Linked DNA regions of Homo sapiens: all the other regions are linked to region 1. The links are chromatin contacts, found by Hi-C or POLR2A ChIA-PET in ENCODE. All regions are on one chromosome and are shown on one strand. Each heading gives the region's core, a stretch centred on a gene start or an enhancer-like site at or near the end of the contact. The rest is flanking DNA. Distances are from core to core; before and after follow the strand shown.

Region 1 (3,069 bases), core at 406-2,905:
CAGAAGGGGTTTCACCATGTTGGCCAGGCAGGTCTGGAACTCCTGACCTCAAGTGATCTGCCCACCTCAGCCTCCCAAAATGCTGGGATTACAGGCGCGAGCCACTGCACCCCGCCCGTTTTTTTCTTTTCTTTATAAAAGTTGAAATACACTAGCTGTATCTAGTTTCGGGATGTGCATGATAATTGGATACATTCCTATAATCAAATCAGGGTAATTGGGATGTCCATCATCTTAAATATTTATCTTTTCCTTGTGCCAGGAACATTAGGATTATTCTTTTCTAGCAATTTTGAAGTGTACAATCGATTAATGTCACCCTACTGATCTATTGAACACCAGATGTTATTTCGTCTATGTAAGTGTGTATTTGTACCCACTCATCAACCTTTCTTCATCCCCTCCTTTCCCCCTCCCCTTCCTGGCCTCTAGTAAGCAGGTTGCTGTTGCAAATTACGTATTGAAGAAACTGGCGCTTTGTCCTATGGTTGCCTGCAGTCTGGATTTTGCTGGTCACGTCCCCTTAGCTTTGTTGAGCAGGCTCCCCAGTCCCTGTATTTCTTGTAATTTGATAGTTGGCAAACTTTTTCCATAAAGAGCCAGCGAGTAAATATTTTGGGCTTTGTGGGCTATAACAGTCTCTGTGGCAATTCCTCAACTCTGCTGTCACAGCGAGGCCGCAGCCAGAGACAACATGTAAACAGCGGAGCAGGGCTCCGTTCCCACAGCGCGGGATCTGGGTCCCAGTTTGCACAGCCCTGAGTCGAGGGTGGATCCAATCCAGGTCTGATACAGCATTTCAATGGTGATGCCGCAGCCTTCCACACTGAGGCACTTAACACCCCATTGTTCCCAATTGCATTTTAACTGAAAAAATACAAAAAGAGATCAAAACTGAAAGTGCAGTTTCCTCATGGTCCCACCACATTTTGGAGAAGTGTATAAATGGAGAAGTGAAAGCTCCATCTTCTGCCCCTTCCCCATGAGAGAGCCTCTATTCACAGCCAGGTCAGTTTCTTCCAGACTGTTAACATCCGTGTGAGTGCACATGTCTACACTGCGTGGAGCCTGCCTGCTTCCTGCCCCGCAGGCGTGTCTGCTGTGGGAAGGCTGGAGTTCTGACCTTCCCCCTCCCCCTCTGGGTGACAGGTGGCTCAGTTCTCTTCCCTGCCACGTTCAAGACCAGGTTGGGGGAGGGGGTGAATGTCACTATTCCCCTGACTGCCACTGTGGAGAGGGGAGACCCTCGCCCCTTTTCTGAATTTTTCCTTACCCCTTTCCTTGGAATAAAGCAAACACCAGACCCAAATGGATTTTAAGTGACACTTTCCCAAGAGTCTGGAGAGGGGACAGAGACTGGACGTGGTGTGTCCTGCCTGAGCCGAGTCATCTGGTTACGAGGGCAGGGGCAGGCTGGGGTGGGGCTCATGCGCCCCGGAAGCACCCTGGCTCCTCGCTCTCCCATGCCTCTCCCTTTATGTCCTCTGCTGTCCAGCGCCTGGGCCCCGGCCCTCCCTGGGACACCATCCTGCCCTGCCCGAGTCGTGGCTCTCCAGTCTCTTTCGGGGACTCGCCCCTGGCACCCACTAGATGGCGCTCCCGGCCACTCAGCTCCCCCTGCCTCGCTTGGGGTGGTGCTGGACGTCGGGAGCGCTGGCCTCTGCTCTGCTGATTTGCAGGTGGGAGTGCAGGGTGAGCCCGGCGCAGGGGATAGGAGGTGGGGGAGTCGAGAGCTGGAGTCAGGCGCCGCTCACGCTGGGATGACGGAGTGTTAACCTCAGACTCTGGGTCCCTTTGGGCCGAAGCTTTAAGAAAACAGGGGCAGCGAGCCCGGCGTCCCAAGGAGCCTTGCCAAACTGGGCATGGAGAACGGGCCTCCTGGATGGCCACCCGCCCAGCTGCCAAAGAGGCCGGAGAGCTGGAGCCGGGACTTGGAGGATCTTCTTCAGAGAGGCAGGAGGGCGGTCCGAACGTGCCCCCACCCCTGACCTCAAGCCCATGTGGAGAGGGCCAACAGAGCCTCTTGGAGAGCTGGATTTGCGTCCTCTGCAGCTTGGGGGACACGTCGTTGATGGTGACTGACACGCCCCAGAGATAGTGACATGATGATTAAGAGTGACAGCCTGAGGGAGCTGAGCGCAGCATGGCTGGTCTGGCAGCTGCTGTCGGTGTCGCGACCCCACCCCACTTCCCCGGCTCCCTGCCTCCTTCGCTGGAGAAGCATCCTCAGCCAATGGAGCCACAATACCTGGTACGTTCAGGCGACGCCCACAGCCCACGGCTAACTGTACAAAAGACTGTTCCCTCGCCTGCCTCTAGATGGCGATACCTCTGCCCCAGGGCCCCCTGCATATCTGCCAGAGCTGTATTTACCCTGGGACCACGCCTTTACCGAGTCCTTTCTCCTTCCCCGCCCCTCTGCCCTCACATCCTGGGCGGCTTGTCCCAGGATGAGCCCTCCCCTAGTAAATCCCTGTCTTGGGCTCTGTTTTCAGACAGCTGAAGGCAGGGAACAGCAGGAGGGGCCCCAGGAAGCTGGCCCCAAGGACGGGATGCTGCAGGAGGATGCCCCGCTGGCCCCTGGTGACTGGAGCCCGTTGCGGAGGCCCCTGGCACGAGGTGGCAGAGCAGCTGCTCAGGCCTCCGCCTGTGGTCACCTGGGACAGGACTCAGGTGGACGGGGATGCCCGGCTCGTTTAATATCACTGATGTTGAGAGACAGATGGGAAAATAGCCGTGAGAAGGACGTGGAGTGGGGAGGCTGTCACTGAATACTACTGACACTTAGAAGAGGGAAAATGACAAGTTCAGGGCCACGCATCACCAATTTAAAGCAAAGTCAGGATTCCTTGGCAGAATTTAACGAAATGCTTCTCTTCTATAGCCAGGGGTCAGAGGGCAGAAGACAAGGTGCAGGACTCCAGAGAAGGCCAAATTTCCAGCCCAGGGAAGTCCCTTCTCCAAAGTCAGGGCCCCAAAGGGAAGGGTGGGGTCCCTGATATCTGAGATGGACTATCTGAGGAGACACTCTTGAGACATTGAACCCCCAGATTCTCCTGTACCTCCTGG
Region 2 (3,069 bases), core at 351-2,850, 120 kb before region 1:
GGGGGGAATGTTGGGGACAAGAGAGGATGCCTGGAGGTCAGTGGGCTCTCTGAAGCTGATGAGCAGCTTGCCTTCCACCCTACAGGCACCTTGGCCATGGGCTACCGTGTGCAGCCCCCAAGCTGGGAGGCTGGGAGAGGCACCAGATGGGCAGCAGGGAGCAGGACCCATGATGACAGCAATGCCCAGGAGGTGGAGGTGGAGATGTGTTGGGAGGGAGGGTGCATCCAGGGAGCTGCTTGCTGAAGGTGGAGGGGCTGGGTGCTTGTGGTCACGTCTGTGAGAACAGACACTCAGTAGGAGGGGAGCCAGCCTCCCTGCCCAGGGTTGCAGGTGCTCAGCCTACCCGAGTCGTGCTGCCCACCAACCTCTGTCACTGTGGTTCTCTCCCACAACCTGCCACCCCTTCAGGGGTCCCAGGTGGGGGCAGGGAAGGAGGCTGACTGCACCTCGAGCTGCCCTGGTAAACTGCCTGCCTCTCCTCTCCTGCCAAACTCGGGGGTACAGTGTTGTCCTCATGGACACGCATAACACAAAGCCCCTTTCTTTCCCGGATACCACCTCTTTATCCTCTCATCATACAAATGAGAAAACAGACGTGGAGCTTCCTACAGGGCACCTGTGAGCTAATGAGTGTCTCCATTAGTAAATAGGGGGTGGTGGTAGCAAATAGCCCACCCCACTGGCTGTGCACCCCACGCTACCCAGGCAGCTCCCTGCTATCGGGGAAGCCCAGCTCCGTCTCTGTCACTCTGCTGCCTGTTTCCTCTGCTCCTGGGCTATTATCTGGGCTGGCTGAGGCCAAGCAAGGCCTCTAGAGGAAGTGTCCCCTCCAAGGTCTGTTGCCACTGGCTGGGCCTCTAGGAAGGGTTGAGAGGGCTTCCAGGGCTGGGGTGGCCCTCTAGGACAGCCTGGTGTGGGTGGCGGTGGGGCTGTGGCCTCAGTGGCCCTGACTGCTGAGCATGTGGCTGAGCTTGCTGGAGTGAGGACGTCCTTGGGTGGGGGCACGGAGGACTGGCCCTGGAAGCTGCTCCAGGCCCTGGAGGGCCCAAGATTAAACAGCACCTGGCAAGAGAACCTTGCATAGCTGTCTCCAGGTTGGACAGGTGGGGCTTCAGGCCTGGAGATAAGGGCAGACCAGGCCACGGTGTCCTGGACCAGAGAGCCCTGGACATCTGGGCTGCACCTGGCAGAGCTGTGCGTGTGGCCTTCCTGGGCTCTTGGTGGCCGAAAGACCAATGTTAAAAAACATAACAGGCCAGGCGGGGTGGCTTACACCTGTAATCCCAGCACCGTGGGAGGCCAAGGCGGGTGGATCATTTTAGGTCAGGAGTTTGAGACTAGCCTGGCCAACATGGAGAAATCCCATATCTACTAAAAATACAAAAATTACTTGGGCATGGTGGCGCATGTCTGTAATCCCGGCTACTGGGGAGGGAGGCTGAGGCAGGAGAATTGCTTGAACCTGGGAGGTGGAGGTTGCAGTGAGCCGAGATCGTGCCACTGCATGCCAGCCTGGGAGACAGAGCAGGAGTCTGTCTCAAAAAAAAAAAAAAAAAAAAAAAAAAGAAAAGAAGCTGAAACATCCACCCAACAACACATGCCCCAGTGAAACTCACTTGCCTGTCCTAGCATGCCCAAGGCCATAGCAACTGAGACCAGAAGGCCAAGGGTGTTACTCAGCATCAGTGGTTCTGGGCCTTCCTGGGTCTAGAGTCCCTTTGAAACGCAGCTGAACAGACCCCAACATGAGCCTGAAGAGTGTTGACCTAAAAGGAAGAAGCCTAGGCAAAATTAATATCAGCGGAGACTTTATTTGGGCCAAGCTTGAGGATTGCATCCCAGGAGCACAGATTCAAGTTGCCCTGAATATACACTCCGATTAGCAGAAGTTGAAATGGATTTTAAAAGGACAAGAGAGCTCCTGAGTTGTTTACTAAGAATTTACATTAAAATAACAAACTGGCTGGCTGCAGTGGCTCAGGCCTGTAATCCCGGTTCCTCTGGCAGCTGAGGTGGAAGCATTGATTCAGGCCAGTTTGAGACCAGCTTGGACAACATAGCAAGACACCGTCCCTACAAAATAAATAAATAAATAAATAAGTAAATATATAAATAAGTTGTCGTAGTGCATGCCTGTGGTCGTAGCTACTCAGGAGGCTGAGGCGGGAGGATCGCTTGACACCAGGAGTTGGTGACTAACTACAGTTAGTGAGCTATAATCGTGCCACTACCCTCCAGCCTGGGTGACAGAGCGAGACCTTGTCTCTAAAAAAATAAAAATAGGCCGGGTGTGGTGGCTCACACCTATAATCCCAGCACTTTGGGAGGCTGAGGTGGGCGGATCACCTGAGGTCGGGAGTTCGAGACCAGCCTAACCAACATGGAGAAACCCCGTCTCTACTAAAAATACAAAATTAGCCAGGTGTGGTGGCTCATGCCTGTAATCCCAGCTACTCGGGCGGCTGAGGCAGAAGAATCACTTGAACCTGGGAGGCGGAGGTTTTGGTGAGCCAAGATCTCACCACTGCACTCCAGCCTGGGCAACAAGAGCCAAACTCTGTCTCAAAAAAAAAAAAACCCAAAACAAAAACAACTAAATAAAAATAAATTAGTGACACCCCGTCTCTACCAAAAAAATAAAATAATTGGGTGGGTGTGGTAGCACGTGCCTATAGTTCGAGCTACTCCAGAGGCTGAGTTGGGAAAATCACTTGAGCCCAGGAGGCCAAGACTGCAGTGAGTTATGATTATGCCACTGCACTCCAGCCTGGGTAATAGAGCAAGACCCTGCCTCAAAAAAAAAAAAAAAAAAAAAAGGCTCAATAAAAGGTTATTTGAAAGATAAAAATCAGGCCAGGCATGGTGGCTCACGCCTGTAATCCTAGCACTTTGGGAGGCTGAGGTGGGCGGATCACCTGAGGTCAGGAGTTTGAGACCAGCCTGGCCAACATGGTGAAACCCCATCTCTACTAAAAATACAAAATTAGCCAGGCATGGTGGTGCCATGCCTGTAGTCCCAGCTACTTGGGAGGCTGAGACAGGAGAATTACTTGAACCTGGGAGGCA
Region 3 (3,069 bases), core at 263-2,762, 91 kb after region 1:
TCGATCTCCTGACCTTGTGATCTGCTGGCCTCAGCTTCCCAAAGTGCTGGGATTATAGGTGTGAGCCACCGCGCCTGGCCGGCTTTCTTTAGTTGATCCTAAATTAAAAACTGTGACCAAAATTAAGGAAACTGGCAGTTGCTGGCCAAGTCCTGGCCATCTGGGACGTTGCTGTGGAGGCTGTGGCTTCCTGTGCTGGTTATGGCAGGCAGTGAGGGGTTCCGTTTTCTTGTGTGATCTGCCCTTTGTCCCTTCACTGTCACTATCCTCACTGCCCTGGGCTTGCCTTGGGACACAGTCCTGGGGCACCCGGCCGTCCTCAGCATGCCCCCAGCACAGGGTCACCCTCGCTGGGCCCTGCAGGCTGTGTGGCGAAATGGCCACCTGCTGCGGGTGAAGCGGGACCTGGCATGCCTGCCCTATGTCACTGCGGCAGCCTCTACCTGCACCTGGTGGAGCTGGTGTGCTTGTCACCACCTGGCACCCACGTAAGGTGTGCAGGGAGGGCGGGGCGGCCAGTGCCCCAGGGGTCCTCAGTCTCACCCACCTTTTCGAGTTGCTTTCCAGATCACTGGACCCTGGATTCCTACTATCTGGGTTCAAGTCCTGGCTCCATTATTTATTCTGCACCTGTTGGTTTTCTTAGATTCCACAAAACCATCCACACAGCCCCTTCTGCTTGGTGGGTGGGTGGATCGTGAAGCCACGCTGGCGGAGCCAGAGGGGGGCGGGGGGCTATGCAGAGGTGGAGAGAAGCCTCAGGATGTCGTGGGGGTCTGGGCGTCTGGGGGTCTGCCCTATCCTGACAGAGGACCTGAGGCGACAGGAGGAGCAGGGTGGGGCAGAGCCTGGCACTGCCCTTCGCCCTGGGAGACATCATACCCTTCAGTGCCCAGAACTACAGGGCAGGGACCCAGCTCTATTTTACCAAGTCCAGAGCCCAGATGTCCCCTCCCCCAACCAGAGGCAGCAGGAGGCTGGGCCTGTAGCCAGAGGCCCCCAGGAAGCCCCCATCTGCCCCGGCCTCTCCTCTGGGTAAAAGCCCTGCCCTCATCAGGTGAGGTGTGGCCTGACCCAGGGCCTGGCTGCAGTGGGCTCAGCAAACGTTCTTTACTGACAGACTGGGTTCCCCACATAGCCCTGTGGGGCAGGGATCCTCTGAGCAGCGGTAGAAGAGGAGTTCAATGTGCCTTCACACAGCAGGATGCTTAGTCTCTTTTCAATTTTCTTTCTTTCTTTTTTTCTTTTTTTTTGAGATGAGGTCTTGCTATGTCGCCCAGGCTGGTCTTGAACTCCTCGGCTCAAGCAATCCTGCCACCTCGGCCTCCCAAAGTGGGGGGATTACAGGTGTGAGCCATCATGCCTGGCCCCCTTTGCAATTTTCTTTCAGCCCCCTTAAGTCACTCGAGCAGGAGAATCTGCCTCCTGGGACTAGCAATGCCTTATTCTTAAAAACAAAGAATGCTGGCCTCAGCTCAGCTCCCTTGGCAGGCGAAGGTACCCAGCCAGAACTGTCACATTTGTTTCATTTGCACAGGATATTTTTACAGTTTTCTTCTATTTGTGGCGAGTGATCCTGGTTTTCCAGTTGTGGTCGTTGCTGTAGACATTCTGGGGCACATAAATGATTTAGAAGTCAGTTCGCCGAGAGAAAACCATGAATTAGATAATAGTACATGTGATCTGAAGATATGGCAGGAGTCACAAAGGTATGTAAATGACACAGGTTTGGAAAATGCTGCTCTGAGGCAAGACAAGGATCACCTGCTGGGTCAGGGATGCATTATTTTGTGACTGTGTCTTGTTCTCAGGCTATGGTGGCCTGGAGGATTTGGGAACCCCAGAACAGATGTGAGTTGATTAAGCATACACATGGCACTTCCTTTGTGGCCGGGTACTCCCCTAAGTGCTTTTCTGATGTGGCCTCACTTCATCCTCACAACTATGCCATCAGTCCAATGTTCCCATCTTACAGATTAGGAAACTGAGGCACAGTAAGCTTAGCAAGCTGCTCTGAGTCTGCCCAGCCGGTGAGTGGCAGAGCCAGGGTTTGAACGTGGCTGCCTGGCCCAGGGTCTGTGCTATGAGCTCCCACCGGGGTCCCAGCGTCTCAGCCCTTACGCCCTGCAGGGCAATTGTCGGTGCTGCGGTTGTGTCCCTGGGTCACCTTTTCAACGTGTGCCCTGCAGGAAACACAGGCCTGGCCCTGCCTGGTGCTGGTGCCTTGGAGCCTCTTAGAGTTGTTTTGTCATTTGCTGCCATGGGGGCCGCAGCCTCCACCAGGGCCCCTGCTGTGTGGGCACCGAGGGAGACTCAACATCCTTGGGGGTGGAAATCCTCTCCTGAGACTAGGGTGGCCGCTGCTGTGACTGGTGTCCCCAGGCCAGGGAAGCTGAAGCACGAAGTGTGACTGTTATTGTCCTTCCAGGGCAGAGTTAGGGGAGTGTTGGTCACTAAATGTGATAACAGGCGCCACCAGGCTTCCCTCCAGGACCGGGCATTTGGAGAAGGCACCCACCCTCCTTTCAGGACAGTGGCAGAGGAGGGGTCAGATATAAACTCACCCCCGGTTCTGAAGATCTGAGGACCCCTAAAGAACATTTCACCCCACTCCCTCCCATCACTGACCCCATCCTCCTGGGCATGGCCAGCCTGGGGGATTTTCTCCTTCTGCCTGGAACTGACACTACCCAGGACTCAGAGGACGGTGAGCAAGGTCCTAGGGAAAGGGTCGATGATGAAGAAACGAGAAGACAAGGTCCTAGGGACAAAGTTCCAAGGGAGAGGGCTCCCTGGTGGCGACAGAGAGAGCCCAGAGGTGCCCGGGTCCTGCTGGGCTGGGACGTCCTGTCCTCAGTCTCCCAAAAGGCTCTGGGGTCAAGCTGTCCCCTCGGCTCCAGGTTCTGTTCTGCCCGCGTTGTGAACAGCTGGAGGCCCCTACTCTGCAGGGTGCCCTGCCTAGGGGCCAAAGTCACTGACCCAAGGCCTCAGTGGCCAGAGGTGTCAGGTCATCCTATGCACGATGGGACCCGTCTGGCACTTGGGTTCATTGGCTGCCAGTCCCTATGC

Evidence for each region. A loop is a pair of places that touch in the nucleus more often than their neighbours do. ChIA-PET counts read pairs that join two places held with the same protein, here RNA polymerase II (POLR2A). Pooled maps may share reads with other maps.
Region 2: POLR2A ChIA-PET joins it to region 1 with 15 read pairs in A673. The contact joins the enhancer-like site here to the promoter of LINC02724 in region 1. A Hi-C loop is called at or near these places in 7 of 168 maps with a recorded cell type or tissue (B cell, Caco-2, GM12878 and 4 more), 9 of 37 single-sample maps with no recorded cell type and 15 of 50 pooled maps. POLR2A ChIA-PET finds 5 or more read pairs at or near these places in 11 of 52 experiments (A673, B cell, CD4-positive, alpha-beta T cell and 8 more).
Region 3: a loop to region 1 is called in a map with no recorded cell type, with 2.0 times the contacts of the local background. The contact joins the enhancer-like site here to the promoter of LINC02724 in region 1. A Hi-C loop is called at or near these places in 6 of 168 maps with a recorded cell type or tissue (B cell, G401, PC-9 and 3 more), 5 of 37 single-sample maps with no recorded cell type and 16 of 50 pooled maps. POLR2A ChIA-PET finds 5 or more read pairs at or near these places in 4 of 52 experiments (B cell, HEK293, Panc1 and 1 more).

Annotation. Positions count from the first base shown.
Region 1 is chr11:64,447,402-64,450,470 of GRCh38, forward strand. It overlaps LINC02724 (long intergenic non-protein coding RNA 2724), which reads left to right and starts at 1,656. Exons shown (of 2, transcript NR_073177.1): 1 at 1,656-2,251; 2 at 2,496-3,069. RefSeq lists an enhancer at 1,995-2,244, a cis regulatory region at 2,134-2,403 and a silencer at 2,181-2,376.
Region 2 is chr11:64,323,256-64,326,324 of GRCh38, forward strand. It overlaps LOC102723878 (a long non-coding RNA gene), which reads right to left. Exons shown (of 4, transcript NR_188518.1): 4 at 1,795-2,076. Among named protein-coding and RNA genes, the nearest start is that of PRDX5, 6.7 kb to the left of the region's middle. RefSeq lists a silencer at 2,085-2,237. Within about 2 kb of position 1,601, at least 2 of the 41 ENCODE cell types and tissues checked have a DNase peak (open chromatin) inside an H3K27ac peak, as active enhancers do; they include mammary epithelial cell, where a contact is called at or near this core.
Region 3 is chr11:64,538,418-64,541,486 of GRCh38, forward strand. No RefSeq gene overlaps it. Among named protein-coding and RNA genes, the nearest start is that of SLC22A11, 16 kb to the right of the region's middle. RefSeq lists an enhancer at 1,567-2,105. Within about 2 kb of position 1,513, at least 2 of the 41 ENCODE cell types and tissues checked have a DNase peak (open chromatin) inside an H3K27ac peak, as active enhancers do.